Linked DNA regions of Homo sapiens: all the other regions are linked to region 1. A link is a loop called in an ENCODE intact Hi-C map of the cell type or tissue named here. Cell type or tissue: MCF 10A. All regions are shown on one strand. Each heading gives the region's core, and the rest is flanking DNA. Links, peaks and the distances in the headings are about the cores only. Region 1 has its middle 94 kb from the start of RFC3. Region 2 has its middle 110 kb from the start of LINC02344. Region 3 has its middle 23 kb from the start of LINC02344.

Evidence for each region. A loop is a pair of places that touch in the nucleus more often than their neighbours do. Peaks named below come from ENCODE experiments on the same cell type or tissue, not always from the same donor. Only the 100,000 strongest peaks of a DNase experiment are listed, where the experiment ranks them.
Region 2: it touches region 1 in a loop (3-fold over the local background); 3 of 110 quality-filtered maps call a loop at or near these places.
Region 3: it touches region 1 in a loop (4-fold over the local background); 2 of 110 quality-filtered maps call a loop at or near these places.

The regions. Positions count from the first base shown.
Region 1 is chr13:33,721,362-33,727,137 of GRCh38, forward strand. No RefSeq gene overlaps it. Among named protein-coding and RNA genes, the nearest start is that of RFC3, 94 kb to the right of the region's middle. RefSeq lists a silencer at 2,584-2,753. In MCF 10A, for the core only: a CTCF peak has its summit at 2,669 (motif pointing left); a DNase peak (open chromatin) is centred at 2,640.
Region 2 is chr13:33,438,186-33,443,961 of GRCh38, forward strand. It overlaps a transcript of STARD13 not described here. Among named protein-coding and RNA genes, the nearest start is that of LINC02344, 110 kb to the left of the region's middle. In MCF 10A, for the core only: a CTCF peak has its summit at 3,070 (motif pointing left); a DNase peak (open chromatin) is centred at 3,016.
Region 3 is chr13:33,309,520-33,315,295 of GRCh38, forward strand. It overlaps a transcript of STARD13 not described here. Among named protein-coding and RNA genes, the nearest start is that of LINC02344, 23 kb to the right of the region's middle. In MCF 10A, for the core only: a CTCF peak has its summit at 2,805; no DNase peak of the experiment used is centred there.

The sequences.
Region 1 (5,776 bases), core at 1,109-3,608:
AAGAATTGCAATCTTTCATTGTAGTCTACAGTTCAATAACAACACTGAATAGGGGTTGTGGGTAAATAAGGAATGAAGTTTTCTGTCTCCAAGGAGAAGGCATCCTGAGTCTTTGGGAGACAGCAGTAGTAATGGCAGTGAAAGCAGATAAACCTTGTTCAAAACAGGTTATCTGCTTATCAAAGCACCAACTACTGAGACATCAACTGATTTCCTCATGCTCAGAGCCTGTACACAAGAGGAACAAAGTTTGGTACCAAAAATTGGTGTGGTTCAAAGAAGTGGGGACTATACAATAAAGAAAAGCTGTATTGTTCTAAGTAAATTTTCTTTTGTATTTCATGAGGTCACAAATAGTTCTAGCATTTTTCCCCCTTGGCTTTCTTTTGGAGAGGACATTACAAATGATAGTGATTCGATGACAGACATTCTTTTTCCCCAAGTGGTTCAGAGCATTCCAAAGGACACAAGGCTATTTTTATTCAGTGGAGCTTGGGACTCTTGGTAGGAAAAGATCTGCAGTGCTGCTGTCCTTCTGATAAAAGGAACAAACATGTTCTTGAACAATCTTGAAAGGATGACACAGCTCATGGAAAATCCAGGAAATGCAGATGTTATTACTGTATGAGAATCACAAGACATGATCTCAGAGATAATTTAGTACAGCATGATTGAGCAGCAGAGGAATATGGAAATTTGTAACTGATAAATGGTGGTAGCTGGGCCAGATTTTGAGAGGTGGTTTGAAAGCTTTAACAGACAGATTACTTAAAGTCATTTAATGGATTTCAGCTCCAACACTGACTTATTTTAATAAACGAAATGCTAATTTGGGCCTCATGCATTCTTTTATATATTCAATTCATGAGGTTGGAAACATTGATCTTTATATTCCTGAGAAACAATTTAATTAGACCTGTAAATGGCTCTTAAAGTACAAATAATGAGAACCAACTATTTGGAAGTGACTTCAAGACTGGCTTGCAAAGAGTGTATAAGTTTCTATTTGATGGTGTAATTACCCATTTGCAAGAGTCACATACACAGGCCAAATCTCCTAATTGATTTACTTAGTAACATGTAACATTGAGGTCACATTACATTAGCAAGGGGAAATGGAAGGCAGAATTATTTACCTTGATACTATAAACGAGAATAAACAAATGATACTTCAATTATCTGATTCTTTCAAATGAGACATTTGAGGTATAAGAATCTGAATTGCATTGTTACTGAATTTCACATTGATACTAGACAGTCTCAGAGTCAGAAAGCCAACGTTTTACATAGAGACTTTAGAGACATTTTTGTCTGTGTAAGTAACTTTTATACAGCTCAATTTGCCAGTATGTGACTTATCTATTTATACATGGGCCAAGTACTTGACTAGTTTTTTAACTTTCCAGTTTTATAAAAATGAAAGTGAAAGAGTCCAAATACTATTTTCATAACTGTCAACTAATTCATAGTTACAGTAACCAGAAAATAGAATAGCGTGTAGGCATTGGACTGAACACAAGGACTTTATTGGATTTTCTTTACTATAATAATATTCCTGGACTTCCCAATTTCATGTGCTTGAAAAATTTAGAAAACATCTTGCTGTAAATCCATACTGCAGATTACTCAAAGGCTTGGGAATATGATTCAAGAGGAAATTCTTTAGATCTGGGATAATTCACTTCTATTTTTCAAGGGCTTTTGTTTTAAGGATACCTGGAAAATCATAAAATCAGATGGGATTTAAGAGTTATTTAATCTAGTGGTACCTATGCACCAGTCATTAGATCTGTGCTGGGCTGCCTGCCTACACATTTTTAGCTAATTTCCATGTCTTCAGACAAGAAAAATGTTTTCCAAGGAAAACAGTTCTTTTGGATTTTTTTTTAAGTGCAATTTCTGGGCCCTGCCCTAGATTTTCTGACTGAGCAAATTTATAGGCAAGGCCCTGGAATCTGTATTTTTTTAAAAAGCTTCCCCGGTGATTTTGAGATCCAGCCATTTGTGGAAACCCACTGATGTTAGTCCAATCTCTTTGTTTTCCAGATGCAAAATCTGAGGCCCACCTTGTCCCAGCTAAGCAAGTGAGGGAGAGGAATCCAGAGCCCTGACTTGTAATTCATTTTTTTTTTGTGTGCTTCTCATTCACTAGGCACATCTGCTGATCAAATCCTTCCCATACCCTCTGGATTCAGAACAAGAGGAAGTGCACATATGTCCACAACAATTTCCCAACACTAGGGAGTATTGATTTGCTGGGGGAGCAAGTGGCATCTCCCTCCCTGGAAAATTTTAAAACCAAAAGAAAAAGTTTAACTGGCTGATAATTTATAAATGAAATCCTCTCTGAAGATAGGAAGATGGGCTAGATAATGTTTTATCTCTTCTAGCCCTAACTTTCCATGCTCCTATAATTTAGTAACAAAAGGAACCCATGCACTTTCTTTTTTTTTAAGACAGTTTCTCCAGAAGCTTCCATGTGTGGAGAAACTTACTCTCTTCCTCCTTCTTCTATTTATCTTTTCTTATCTGAAAGGAGGACTACACTGTAAACATCTACATATGCAAAACCCATGCCTTTGGTACACACCTACCACTTTCAGATCAAACCGACAGCCTAAGTGGCCAGGCTGGCAGCTGGTTTAGGATAAATACAACAGCACCACCTTGTGTTGCGTTTCTGGGAGAATTTACCACTTCAGCAGGACAAAGACTTGGGCCGGGATGGGTGGCTCAGGATACAGCAACTATTCCTTTACTTTCCCTGCTGGGAGCAAATGCTAGCCATTTCGAAAAACCTTTTTGTTTGTTATCAGCCTACAATTTTCTTCTATAAATTCTGTAATTTTTAAAATATAAAAGGTAGCTGAGAAATGGAAATGCAGAAATAAACATATATTAATAAAAGCCTGGGTAAGCACAGTGCTATAGTAAATATTGTAGAGAAAAAGTTAATGTCAGCTTTTATTGCAAAAGACTTGATAGTAAATGTACATTTAATGCTATTGTGATTTAACACTTTCTCTAAAGATTCTCCCATATTTGGGGAGGTAGCTTTTAAACTATGTATTTGCCTATTAAGGGAAGAAAAGAATGTTTCACTTTCTCATAACCATTCTGGGTGAGCCTGGATAAAGTCTTTGTTTTCCCCAAGTATAGTTGTAGATTCACATATATAAATATATATAGATATATATGAATATATATATAATATTCATATTATACCTTGTATTCCCCAAGCATGGTTGTAGATTCATATACTATATGTGTACATATATAATATACATATGCACATATATATTTGCATCTTTGCTGTGGAGCAAGCTAAAAATTTAATATGTGAATATCAACATGGGACTGAAAGACCATAAAGACCAGAAAATCGACATATTTGCTAAACAAATATGTCAAATGTCTGATATTTTCAACAGAAAGAACATGACTAATTAAGGAAGATTATTTCCAGTTGTAATTTGAAATGTCAAGATTAGTGTAACAAATCAGCAATTCTTTGTCTCTGAAATCATCTGGAAAATTGAGCTAAGGCCTTACAAGCTACACATTATTATGGGAAGAGAAGTTACAGGATTAGAAAGTAGCAAACCAGGCATTCGGGGCCTTGCTGGGGCTGGCCATGCAGAAAAACTTACCCAGAAAATCCTGCAGAAAGCTCAGTAATGTTACTTTTAGTTGTAAAAGAGGATTTGGTCTTCAAAGTTTATTTGCCATTGTTCACCCAGTCTTTAGCACGTATATTTACTGTGCTGAGCTAATAACTTTGAATTAGACTTTACAAATAAGAAGGAAAAATTATGTCTTAGTTCCTCATGTGCTTTCTTGTGGAAGGCCAGACAAGTAGCACATTTGATTAGGCAATATTTCTAAGTTTTGGATAATTTTTCTGATATTGTATTCTCCAATTAAATTGTAATCTAATTTATAAAAATACTAAATATATAGTTATGAAGGGTGCACTACAATTTTAAAGAATGTGGAATGTTCAGGTGTGAATCATGAACTTGGAGGGCTTCTAGTAAATACCAGTTGGCAAATACAATGTCATATCAATATGAAGAAAATGCTCTTCTTTTCTTCAAACAAACGCAATCTCAAAAACTCCCAAGGGCTATTCCATTTGTGTACTTATCAGTCACTTGACTGCTTTCCTAATCACTGTTTTCTAGTCCCAGTTCTGTGCACAAAGGAAAGTTCCACCCCGTTCCCCAACCCTGCACTCAGGATCACTCCCCATCAAATGGTGCCTACCTGGAGCAGAATGTTGATTTCACACTTGCTCCAAATGTTCTTCTTCCTTCCATTAGACTTTCACTTAAAATTTATTTTTTGGTAGAATTTGAGTTCCAGGGAGAGTATGGACTTAATTTCTAGTGGCTCTTAATTCTGTACTGCCACCCAGATGGCTTCCAGCTACATGGCTTTTTTGTCACAGGACAAAGCAATGACTGTGGATAATGAAAAAATAATAATTTTCTAGAATGGTGGAATAATTTTAGACACTATTAGTGTTTATTAATTGGGTTGTGTATTAGTCTGCTTGGGCTGCCACAGCAAAATACCCCAGACTGGGAGGCTTAAAGAACAAAAGTTTAGGCCGGGCAAGGTGGCTCACACCTGTAATCCCAGTAATTTGGGAGGTCAAGGCAGGTGGATCACCTGAGGTCAGGAGTTCGAGACCAGCCTGGCCGACATGGTGAAACCCTGTGTCTACTAATAATACAAAAAAATTAGCCAGGCGTGGTGGCTTACACCTGTAATCCCAGCTACTTGGGAGGCTGAGGCAGGAGAATCGCTTAAACTCGGGAGGTGGAGATTGCAGTGAACCAAGGTCGCGCCATTGCACTTCAGCCTGGTGACAGAGTGAGACCCTGTCTCTAAAAAAAAAAGAAAGAAAGAAAGAAAGAAAGAAAGAAAGAAAGAAAGAAAAGAACAGGACAGAAGTTTATTTTCTACAGGTTCTGGAGGATAGAAATCCAACATCCAGGTGCCAGTAGGGTTGGTTTCTGGTTGCAAATGGTCACCATCTTGCTATGTCCTTACATGGTCTTTTTTCTGTAAGCATGGAGAGACAGAGAGAACGCTGGTGTCTCTTCTTCTTATAAGGGCACCAGTCTTATCAGATTAGGACCCCACCCTTATGATTTCATTTAACCTTAATTACTTTGAAAAGCTTATGTCCATATATGGTCACCCTAGGGTTAGTGCTTCAACACATGGAATTTTAGAGGGGACACAATTTAGTCCCTAATAGATGGTAACATAACTTGAACCTGGGAGGTGGAGGTTGCAGTGAGCTGAGATTGCACCACTGCGTTCCAGCCTGGGTGACAGAGCGAGACTCTGTCAAAAAAAAAAAAAAAAATCACCGAAGTTGGATAACCACAAAATGGATGTAATAACACAGCCCTGTCCTAACTTGGTTCTGACAGTGTCACATAGGAAAAACGTTTTAGAGTTAGAATTGCAACCTCTTGCTTCCAAGTGCCTATTTTACGTTAACTACTATGTTTTATTTTCCCAAATCTTCAACATTATGCTTTTAGAGGCAATTTTCAGAACTAGGTTTTTTTTTCTTATTTATACGCTGAAGTGTTATATATGTGATAAACAAGAAGACAAAATGACAGAAAGGAATTAAAGTCAATATAATCACCCCTGTTAAGCCATTATGTGTTTCCATTAGAGCTTTTCACACTAGCTCCATAGTCTAAGTTATTTCACTTCTCTGAGACCTGGCTCTTCCCTTGAAAATATATGA
Region 2 (5,776 bases), core at 1,888-4,387, 280 kb before region 1:
TAGACTTATTATTCTAGTTATCAGTTCTCCAGGGGAAATACTTTGATTGTCTAAAAGCTTCACAGGCTGCTCATTAGTGTAAATCCCTTTTTTGGTCATTTCTGAAGCGAAACACGTTCTTTGCTGATGTAAATGCAGTATCAGCTCCTTTAATTCAAGTTGGAATTTCAACAAGAGAGACGAAGCACAGAGGGTTCTACTTATGTCATAATTTACTATTTGGACACATTCATATGATTTTAAAAGAGGTCTGTGCTTATTTCCCACTTAGCTGCCAGGTGGTTGAGGGTTATATATAGTTGAAGTCCCAAATATAAAAGTGGTCATGGACAAAAATTATGCATAGTTGATGCTACAAGCATTTCTCAGAATGGCAAGAACAAATTCTGCTTGGTTGTTTAGTGGGAGAGCTGATAGGTTCGGCACACTCACTAAAGACATTTTCCTGACAAAGTTCTAGCCAGTCATTTTTGCCTGGAGGCCCAGTGTAAAGGCCTCCTTGCAAATCTCCCCAAGAGCTGAAGAACAGCAGATGACTATATCCCAGAGATCCAATGCTCATCCTAAGCATAAGTGAAGCTGAGATCTTGGGTGTCTGAATAATGAACTGAAACTGGTTCTCAGCAGATTATAGAAAAATGAGTGTATAAAAATGGAAATAATGCTGGCACCAATGCAGATAAGGGTAGCATCAGACTATTGCTTTTAGAGGCATTATTTGACAAGATACTTCAAAATTGGGCTTTAAAGATATAAACTCAGAGAAAAGTGTTAACTTTCAAGTCTAGCAATACGCTATCTACAAGATATGAAGAATACATGCAGTGGAATCACATAAAGGGCTTTGAAGGGGTTCCTTTCTATGTATAAGCATGTAAATGACCGTATGAAGTGAGGACTGATATGGAGATTTCAGAATGTCTTATCCATAATGACTATTCAAATGAAAAGTACAACAACAGCTGCTAAAGAGTTGGTAAGAAGTGGTGATTCAAGATTGGTTAGCTGTTAGTTTACATAGTCATTAAAATAAGATTCCACAAATAAAGCTGCCAAGTATTCAGATTTATACAGAACATTTCCAAATACAAAAGCTATACAAATAAACCACTACCCTCATATATGCCTTATTTTCAAGAGGCCTTACCTTCGAAGCAGATGTTTCAGTAAAGGTGCAATCTTTTATTTAATTCCTATTTAACTTACAAGGTACATTTCAAGATAAAGACTGGTTATGCAAAGCAACTTCTTTCTGTGTAAAATCAACTTTACAAAATGGAGATAAACTCAGCAGCATGGCTGCATGAGGACCAGAGAAAACCCAATGAACTTTTCCAATTTTCAAAATGCAGGTCAAATTCTGATTTAACATCATACTGTATCCATCAACTTTGCATCCATGATTCAGCAACACTTATGGCATGTTTAAATTTATAGGGATGAGGCAAAGCTCTCCAAACAACTTTTATACATAAACAGGAAAACATTTTCTCAGGGAGACTTACCCACTCTTTCTTTGGGTCTGTTATCAGAGAGCACCTGTAAAAAAACAGTATCACTCTTAATATCTCAAAATTATACCACTTTTGTGAAGAATATTGAGTTTGAGACAAAAAATAAGATTGTAAAATTAGAATCAAATGGCCTCCAGAAATGAAAATAAAATGCCAACTGAGGCATGAAGATTGAATGATTTTAGGAACTACACAAATCATCAGGAATCATAAAAGTCATCAAAATACTCATTCATGGGGAAGACGCATTAAATGTATTTTTCTCTGACTTAAGTAAAGATTTATACAATACAGGCCTTGTGCAGTGGCTCATGCCTGTAATCCCAGCAATTCAGCAGGCCTAGGTGGGAGTTCCAGGCTTGAGCCGAGGAGTTCGAAATCAGACTGGGCAACATAGCGAGACACCCTGCTCTACAAAAAAATTTTAAAATTAGCCGAGCATGGTGGCATGTGCCTGTAGTCTCAGCTACTTGGAAGGCTAAGGTGGGAGGATCTCTTGAGCCTGGGAGGCAGAGGTTGCAGTGAACCGTGATCGTGTCACTGCACTCCAGCCTGGGCGACAGAACGAGGCAAAAAAAAAAAAAAAAGATTTACATGATACCATGTGTCTATTTAGTAACTGAGAAGAAGACTAAAGTCTAGTTTTAATCCACTGCTCCAGGGCCCTGGTGCCACCAATAGTCTCCTTAGTGCTAAAGCCAGGCCCTGCGTCACTGTGTCTCTCAGTGACATCACAGGCCCTAACTCAGCTGACTACTCCTTCCTTCTGCAACTTTATCCTTCTGGCCTTCTGAATCCCATGCTGTCCCTGCTGTCTTTTCTACCCCTCTGCTTGTTCCGTATCATTTTCTTGGTGGGCTCTCCTTTTGCTTGTGCCCTTCTTATATGCTGATTTCATTTACTTAAGTTTTATTTTGTCTTGTTAGGGATGGGTGCTGGCCCTTCTTCCCTTCTCACTTTGCACCTTCTTCCAGGGTGATCTCATGTACTTTCCATCCATATTCTGATAACCTTCAGGTTTAGATCTCCAACTTAGGTCTCTTTCCTTGAGCTCCAGGAAAACAGCGATTTTTTTTTTTTTTTTTTTTTTTTTTAAGATAGAGTCTCACTCTGTCACCCAAGGCCAGGCTGGTCTCGAACTCCTGAACTCAAGTGATCCGCCCACCTCGGCCTCTCAAAGTGCTGGGATTACAGGCATGAGCCACCGTGACTGGCCAAGAACAAACTGTTGATTGCACATTTGCCTTTGGACATTTCACATCAGACACCTCAAACTCTGTGTCCAAAACTCAACGTCCTCTCCTCCCCTCCCACCTCCTCCTCCACCTCCTTGTCCACACACACATACAGATCCCCTGTCTATGTTCCCTCTGTCTTGGTGAATGGTGTTTCCATCTACCTGTTTGCTCAAATCAGAAACTCAAAGATCACCCATGACTCCTTCCTGTCCTCACTACATCCTGCTGAAGCCTACTTCCAAATGTTGCTTGAATCCATCTGCTTCTTTTCATCCCTGCTGCCACCTCCTGGGCAACATTCAGGTAATACCTAGAAAATTGCAATAGTTTCCTAACTTCTTAGTCCGATTCTAGTCTTAATTCTCTCCAATCTATATTCTCAGCCAGTGTGATTCCTTCAAAATCAATGTGATCACTTCAATCTTCTTAAAATCCTTCAATGATTCCTCATTACTCTAAGAATAAATACAGTTTTGTGGTTAAGATAATATGTTTAGCAATCAGAAAGACAGTTCCTAGCCATATGACCTTAAAAAAGTGACCACATTTCTCTAAGCCTCATTTCCTCATCAGTAAAATGGGGTTGCTTTGAGGAGTAAGTACAAAAATTCAGGGGATGTCCTGAGCCCCAAGTGTAGCAGAGAAAAGGTATACAGTAAATATTGGTTGATTATTGTGAAGGAAATTCGGAAAAACAGATGCTTACGATTATTAACTTTTTCAAAGTATCAGGTACACAGTATTCTACAAGAGTCAGTCAGGAAAGAGGCAAAATGATGATGCAGTTAAAGCTTTGTCCTTGATACCACAGTTCCTTCCCATCCCATTGTTTGTGTTTCTCCCTATATTCTACGCCTGTGCTCATACTTGCCCCGGGAAAAAGCAAATCCACAAAAGAGTTGGTAAGTGACAATAAGATCCACTTTTCCCAAGGATATTCACATATGAAAGGGACATCATTTGACAATAAACACCAATAAAAGAACTTCATTTCATTTTAATAAATGGTGCAACTTCAGACATTTGTGACACACAGAGGAGAAAAGATCCCTCCATATTTTTAAACTAATATCAGTGGTTCTGACTTGGTCTGGAAGCAAATATATTTAATGACTATTTGACCTGGAATAAGAAACAGAGTAAACTTAGAAAGTAAAATAAGCTGTGTTACTTGAACATAATAAAACATTAAGCATTATTCTCTAAATACAATAATGTTCTGACAATCATGTAAATTAGAAATAACCCAGTAGAATTCTTCCATTTCAGCTGTTTAAAAATTCTCACTTACGAACTAAGAGCAATTGCTGCCGAAAAATTTAAGCCTCACGGCTTGAAAAGGAAACAAAACACAGAAGTATGCTTTCTCAGCCACACCTTGAGATGGAGTGCTAACAGAGCTACTCATACATTAATAATAATAATAATAAATAATCCTTGGCACAATAACTGAAAGTCAGATTACTTGATTTCAAAATAAATCAATGCAACCCAACTGAAATAGGAATTCCAGAGAGAATATTTGACAAAAGTATGGCCAAGTATTATCTTGTCCTAAATGTAGAATATTTAAAAGGTAAACAGAGTTTGAATTTGATGAATATATGAATGTATACAGAATAGGAACATTTCAAGTGCGAGGTATCATGATGAGATAAAAGGAGAAACTAATTATCTGAAATTAAAGCAACAAAAGTTAGTGTTTTGAAAAATGAAAAATATTTGAAAAATATTACTGAAGTTCAAAGATGTTAGAGATATTAAAAATGAGCCCCTCATGTATCTACCATTTTAGTAGTACATGAAACATTAGAAGCAGAGGCATAGGGGCCCTCATTTCCCAGGAAAATTGATGAGGCAAAAAATGAATACATAACACCCATTTTCCATAATATATTAATTGTAAAACATTCATAAATGTGATGGTGAACATATTCTTCTTTATGGATTATATAGCAATATTTTAACATAATAATCTTCACTTAAAATCACAGGATGCCAGGGGCCAGGGCAAGAAGGAATAGGGAGTTATTGATTAATTGGTACAGAGTTCAGTTTTACAAGATGAAGAGTTCTGGAGATGGACAGTGGGGTTGGTTGCATAACAATCTGAATGTTCTTAATACCACTGAACTGTACACTTAAAAATGGTTAGGATGGGCTGGGCGCAGTGGCTCACCCCTGTAATCCCAGCACTTTGGGAGGACGAGGCGGGCGGATCACAAGGTCAGGAGATGAGACCATCCTGGCTAACACGGTGAAGACCCGTCTCTACTAAAAATACAAAAAATTAGCCAGGCGTGGTGGCAGGTGCCTGTAGTTCCAGCTACTCGGGAGGCTGAGGCAGGAGAATGCCTTGAACCCAGGAGGTGGAGCTTGCAGTGAGCCAAGATAGTGCCACTGCACTCTAGCCTGGGCAACAAAGCGAGATTCTGTCTCAAAAAAAAAAAAAAAATTGGTTAGGATGATAAATTTTATGTTAAGTGAATTTCATAACAATTAATAAAAAGGGTCCCCCCCCCAAAAAAAAAACACTAGAAGCACACACTCTATTGCAACCCCGTATATTGAACCTCCTGCTGCTTCCTACTTCAAACCCCTCTGTTTGGAAATCCAAATAGAAACTCTTTAGAACTTAGCAATATAACACATTAAGAGGATGTCTCGGCCATGTGTGGTGGCTCACGCCTGTAATCCCAGCACTTTCGGAGGCCAAGGTGGGTGGATCACTAGGTCAGGAGTTCAAGACCAGCGTGGCCAACATGATGAAACCCCGTCTCTACTGAAAATACAAAAATTAGCTGGACGTGGTGATGTGCACCTGTAATCCCAGCTACTTGGGAGGCTGAGGCAGGAGAATCATTTGGACCCAGGAGATGGAGGCTGCAGTGAGCTGAGCCGAGATTGTGCCACTGCACTCCAGCCTGGGCAACAGAGCGAGACTCAGTCTCAAAAAAAAAAAAAAAAAAAAAAGAAGATATCTCTAAAATCCAAAATGTGACTTATGGATAGACAATTTTAGAA
Region 3 (5,776 bases), core at 1,825-4,324, 410 kb before region 1:
GCACAGAGTTCGCTATTGAGGCAGAAGGTTTGCAAGGAGGAGAGAGGAGAGAGAACAGCCGTATTCAACTACTGTTTCATTCAAATACTGTACACTGAATGAGAACCCTATAAAGCACTGGTAATCTGTAACAACTGCCCTGTGTTCAGGATTTCCTAGTCCCACTCAGGACATTTGCCACAGTTTTGTAGAATTTGCAACGTTTCTTAGACTGCACATAATATTATAGCAGAAAAGACAGCAGGAAATACTGATAATCTCCACTGGGAATGAATGTATGGTACAGAAAGAGTCTCTTCTGAGTCAAAGGTTTACCTCCAAGAGAGGGATTGGGGATGGGGAAAATATGTGTTCTTAAGCTCTGACCCACCTGTTCCTGTGTGTTTTTCCTTCATATGGAATCACATTTCTAGATCTAGCTCTGTGAATGATCTATCTCTGATTCATTTTTTACAACTTTTATGTAGGGTCTATTGACATCATGCTCTCCTAAGAGAAGAAAGTGGATGTATATATAGAGAATAATGACTTGCAAAGGCTTTCTTCTTCCCAGTGTTTGGATAGTTAGGAATACAGGGCCACACTGAGTTCTTTTCAACTGCAAGTTAGACGGCAGCAGGCAGCTGTTGCTCACTTGGTTCTTGGGAGACCACGTTGCTGACACCCTCCTGGATGCATTGATGGCCCTAATTCCCCCTTTGCTAGCAAAGGTGCTGGTGGTTCTTCCGGCTGTCAATGAGTTTAAGACAAGACTGCAGGAAAAGAAATAATTAGGGGATTGCAAAAGGGAAACATATTTTACAAAATATTTTCATAGGATTATAATAGAATATTTTGCACCCTCCAGCCTTCTTCTTTATAAGTGAAAGTTACACAACTCTAGGCTGTAATTCAGGAAAACTGCACAGACTGATAAATAGCAGTAATTATATCATTGAAGGCAACTGAGCAGGAAGGTTAATAAAACACTGCCAACTCTCTTGCGATATAAAACTTGCATTGCTGGTTCTTCTCCTTTATTATAAAAAAATAACAAACTAAATGAATGTGGGCATTCATGAAATATCATTAATATTCTGAACTTTTTGAAAACAGACTGCTTTCTTATTCACCTTGAATAAAATTCAATATATATATTGAATTTTAATATATAATCTTTTCACCTTCTACTCATTGTGTATAATACTTCTCAGAGGCAGCAGGATGTAGTAGAAAGTAGTCATGCATCACTTAATGATGGGGACATGTTCTGAGAAATGTGTCCTTAGGCAATTTCATCATTGTGCGAGCATCACAGTTTGCAAACAAACCTAGATGGTAGAACCTATGACACACCCAGGCTATCTGGTATGGCCTATTGCTCCTAGGCTACAAACCTGCACAGCATGTTACTGTACTGAATACTGCAGGCAACTGTAACCCAATGGTAAGTATTTGTGTATCTAAGTCCATCTAGACATAGAAAAGGTACAGTAAAAATACAGTATAAAAGATAGGCTGGGTGAGGTCGCTCACCCCTTTGATCCCAGCACTTTGGAAGGTCAAGGCAGGATCACTTAAGCCCAGAAGTTTGAGACCCACCTGGGCAACATAATAAGACACCATTTCTTAAAAAAAAAAAAAAAAAAATAGTTGGGTGTGGTAGCATGCACCTGTGGTCCCAGCTACTCGGGAGGCTGAGGCGGGATGATCTCTTGAGCCAGAGAGGTCAAGGCTGCTGTGAGTCATGATTGCACCACTGCACTCCAGCCTGGGCAACAGAGTGAGACCCTGTCTCAAAAAAATAAAACTAAAAATAAAAAGATAAAAAGAGTGCACCTGTATAGGGCAGCTCCATTATAATCTTATGGAAACACTATCATATATGTGGTCCATTGTTGACCAAAACATCATTTTATGGCATATGACATGGATTTTTAGGAAAGAACTGGGTTCAAATCCCAACTCGCCAACTTCATCAGCTGTGCTCTTGGGAAGCCTACTTAATCTCTCTGAGCTTCTGTTTCTTTATTTGCAAAATGCAGATAGGAGATGTTTACCTTATACCATGATTTTGAGTATAAATCAGATTATTAAAAGTGCTTTGTAAACTATATATTTTAGTTGTAATCTTATTTACGTATTTCATCACTTGTAGTCTGAAGTTATCCATCTCTCTGTTCATTGAGTCAAAACGGAATATTTAGTGGGCTCCTTTTTGGTTCTGGGATACAGAGATGAAAGCACAAAGGCTGAGACATTCAAGAGCTCATGGCTCAGAGGAGGCAGGCAGCCGTGAGAGAAGATGAGGCCAAGGGCAGGGCCAAGTCCTTTCTCAGCATAGGTGGGAAGCACCTTGGTAGGCAAGAGATGCTTTTCTTGCATGTGGATTATCCAGTAAGTTCTATGTTAAAGCAGGGGGCAGAGAGGTAGGGAAAGTGTAATTCTTTCATTTCCCAAAAAACACTTAATGCTGTTTCTATAAGAAAAAAAGTTAATGCTACAGGATTTGTCACCTATTGGATATGCAGTTCGTGTCAGAACAAATGGTTGTTTCTCCTTAGAAAGTTGTGCTTGAAGCATTTCATGAAATATCCATGTTTTGTTTTACACAATATACATAAAAGCTGCAGTAACATGTAATCAACAAACATTTTTACTGTTTATCTTAGGGTTTCATTTGCTTTGACTATAAAATACAAGGTTCCATATTTAAACCCATGCATTTATTAAAGAGAAACAAGTCATTGTGTCCTAGGGACAAAACGTTATGTTCCTGTTCCTCTTATTTTCTTTTTCCTTTTCTCTGAATGGCAATCCTGGGTTCTAGATGCCACCTAGCTGGGGAAGATAGTCTTTCAAGTTGAAATTCCCTTGTCAGGGGTGTTTTGTGCCTATATTCCTATCTAGAGAAACTAACCCATGCCTTTCCTGCTCCACCCCTTTTCTCCGGCCTTTTCTGCCCTCACCCCACCCCCATCCTCTCATTTTGCGTGACTCTACATTTCCACATTTGTGCTTGACTCGGGATGCAGGTAAAAGTCAAAAGATGGTATCATTAAAACAAGGAGAAAAATGAGACATTTGTTCATTCTCAATGTGTTTGGCATGAATACTTTCTAATATATATTATAATTTTTGCTTTGTGGACTTGCTCCTTCTAAATGAGTCAGTGTAGATGGTGGTGGTAATTTATTTGAGTAGACATGTGGCAACATGGCTTTCCTTTGCAAATCAAAACAAACAGAAACTCTGCTGATTGAGTATGCCAGGACCTGTTGTTGGACACAGAGACAAATTTTATTTTAGAACATCTTATTCAGATCAAAGTAACAACAACATTTGTAATAATAAACAACAAAAATTCCATAAAGCACGGTCCATTTGTTGAGCCAGATTTACCAGGGTTCTACTTGAACTCTTTTCCTAAGTAATAACATTGTTCCTAGGTGATAACAATTCTAAGCCAACTGTGATGAGTTCCAGAACATTTGGATCCTAGTTAGCGGAACTGAAGTTCTGAATCCAAGCCCATAATTTGCTTTTAATCTCTTCAGAGAATGGCCAGTTTTGCTGTTGGATATGAAAGACTGTAGATTGTTGGGGACACACACAAATAGAAATTGTATAAGCATCCAGTAAAAGTAAACATTATTTAAAGTATTACTGATGGGAATTTTTAAAATTTATCATGAGTGCATTGCTGTAGATATCTGCTTTTAGTAAACAGGATATTTGGAATGAAAAAAATGTGTTATCCAAGGGGAAATTTTATTACAATGTAGCATTAATTAATGCTTGCTTTATTAATTAAAAATTAACAGGAACTCAATAAGCAGAAGCCACCAATCCCATTAAATATTTCCATTTGTATGTCCTTCAGCCACCCTGATTTGGCATCCATGGTCCTAATTCTTTCTCTTCCAACTTGCTAATCTTTCATGCCTGAAAGTTCGCATATGATGCTGACCCTTGCCAGAGCATCTTCCCTTTTCTCCATTCTCTGGTGAATTTCTACCTAGATTTAAACATTCTCTTGAGAATCCTCTTTTCTGGAAAGCATCCCACAATCCACTTGTCCCAACTCCACCTTTCTCTAATTTGTTGGCTCCCACAGAACCCCAAGCTGATGTTTTTCAGCTGCATGTAGCACAATTCCACTCCTTCACTTTATTAAATGAGTAATACAACTGATGTTGACAGACTAGAAATGACCAAGATCATAATGATAATAAATAGCAGAGCCAATACTCTAATCCAAGTCCTCTTACTCTAGGGCAATCATTAAACTCTCCTTAGCTGACTGACTTCATAGCTACCTGACCTTTTTTGAAACCTCTTACTTTTGCCTAGCAAAACAACTCATCATCGTCTTTTCCCAAGCATTTACAGATACCATGTTGCACCCCCTTAAAATACTCTCTGACCTTCTTTGGGCTAATCTCCATCTTTTCTATAATTATATTTTTGATATGATAGTTAGGTACTTTCATCCTTTTCCATGTATCTCCATCACACACATGGCTGTGGTCACATGCCATCTGTAACTGCCATCAGTAAGTCAACCCTGCCATCAGTGCGTGAATCCTTAGAGCTAGATGTGGCATAGTTAACTGTGACATTAGGAGGAATACCGGTAAGGGCTGGCACCTGGAGAGAGACCCCTCTCCAAGGAATGAGATAAGAGCAAATCTAATTATGGTAGCTGTCAGGCCAAGCCCAAGCTGAGGGATAAGAACTGGATAGGTACCCAAAGTCCAGCAGAGATAGTGGCATCAGAGAAACTCCATAGTGGGCAAAACCCAGTGATGGCTAACTCAAGGGCAACAGACAAAGCAGGCAAGAGTCAACAGTTACTCCTGGGCACCAATAGTGATTTGGAGCAGGACTACAGCCACGGTGGTAGGAATGTCATGGGCAATGACGAAATGCTTAGATGTGTTATCAGGATAAGGACTTTGGCATAAGGGATTATAGCAGAAGGCCAGTTATCTGAATCAAGACATGGAAGAAAAGCCAAAATAATTGCAACTGCGATTAAATACCATATTCTAGGCTCTTTGTTAAGTATTTTTATGCATATAGCAGACATTTCATAAATATTTGATAAGTGAATGAAACCAATGTCTCATTTAATTCTTATAACAACCAATAACACAACCGAGCACCTAATGAGATCAGTATTATTATCCCTATGCTACAGACAAAGAAATGACCAGAAAACTAAGCAGTAGAGCCAGAATTCAAACCCATGTCTGTTAGAACACCACAGCTGGGTTCCTTCCCCAGTACTAGCTTGCATTGGTGCTTTATTCCACCTATTTAATAATGAGCAATCAAGTTCTTAAGACTGGAAGTGATGTATTTTATAATCTCTGTACCTGATAATATAATCTATGGAGAGTACATGTGGTTGACTAAGAATTATTTAGGTTATAGAATGAGACAAAGCCAAAACAAATGACACACAAACACTTTTTTTAAAAAAAAGTTAGGAAGAGTGCACTTTTTCATTGGAAGTTATAATGTACATAAGATCTGGATGATGTGTGTCCTCTGTAACATCCTTGGAGAGAAATAACAGAAAACACTTTGCAAAATACTTTGTCAAGGAACAGACAGATGCTCATCTTCAGTAATGTAAACTAAAATGAGCTTACTGTCATTAAAACACAGTTCCCCTCAGATACCTGTCTTTGTAGCACAAATGTGAAGTAAAAACTATAGAAATTTGATTCAGCACGTGAAAGCTCCTGGCAAAATCTCACTTTTCCACTTCATCAAATTCATCAAATCC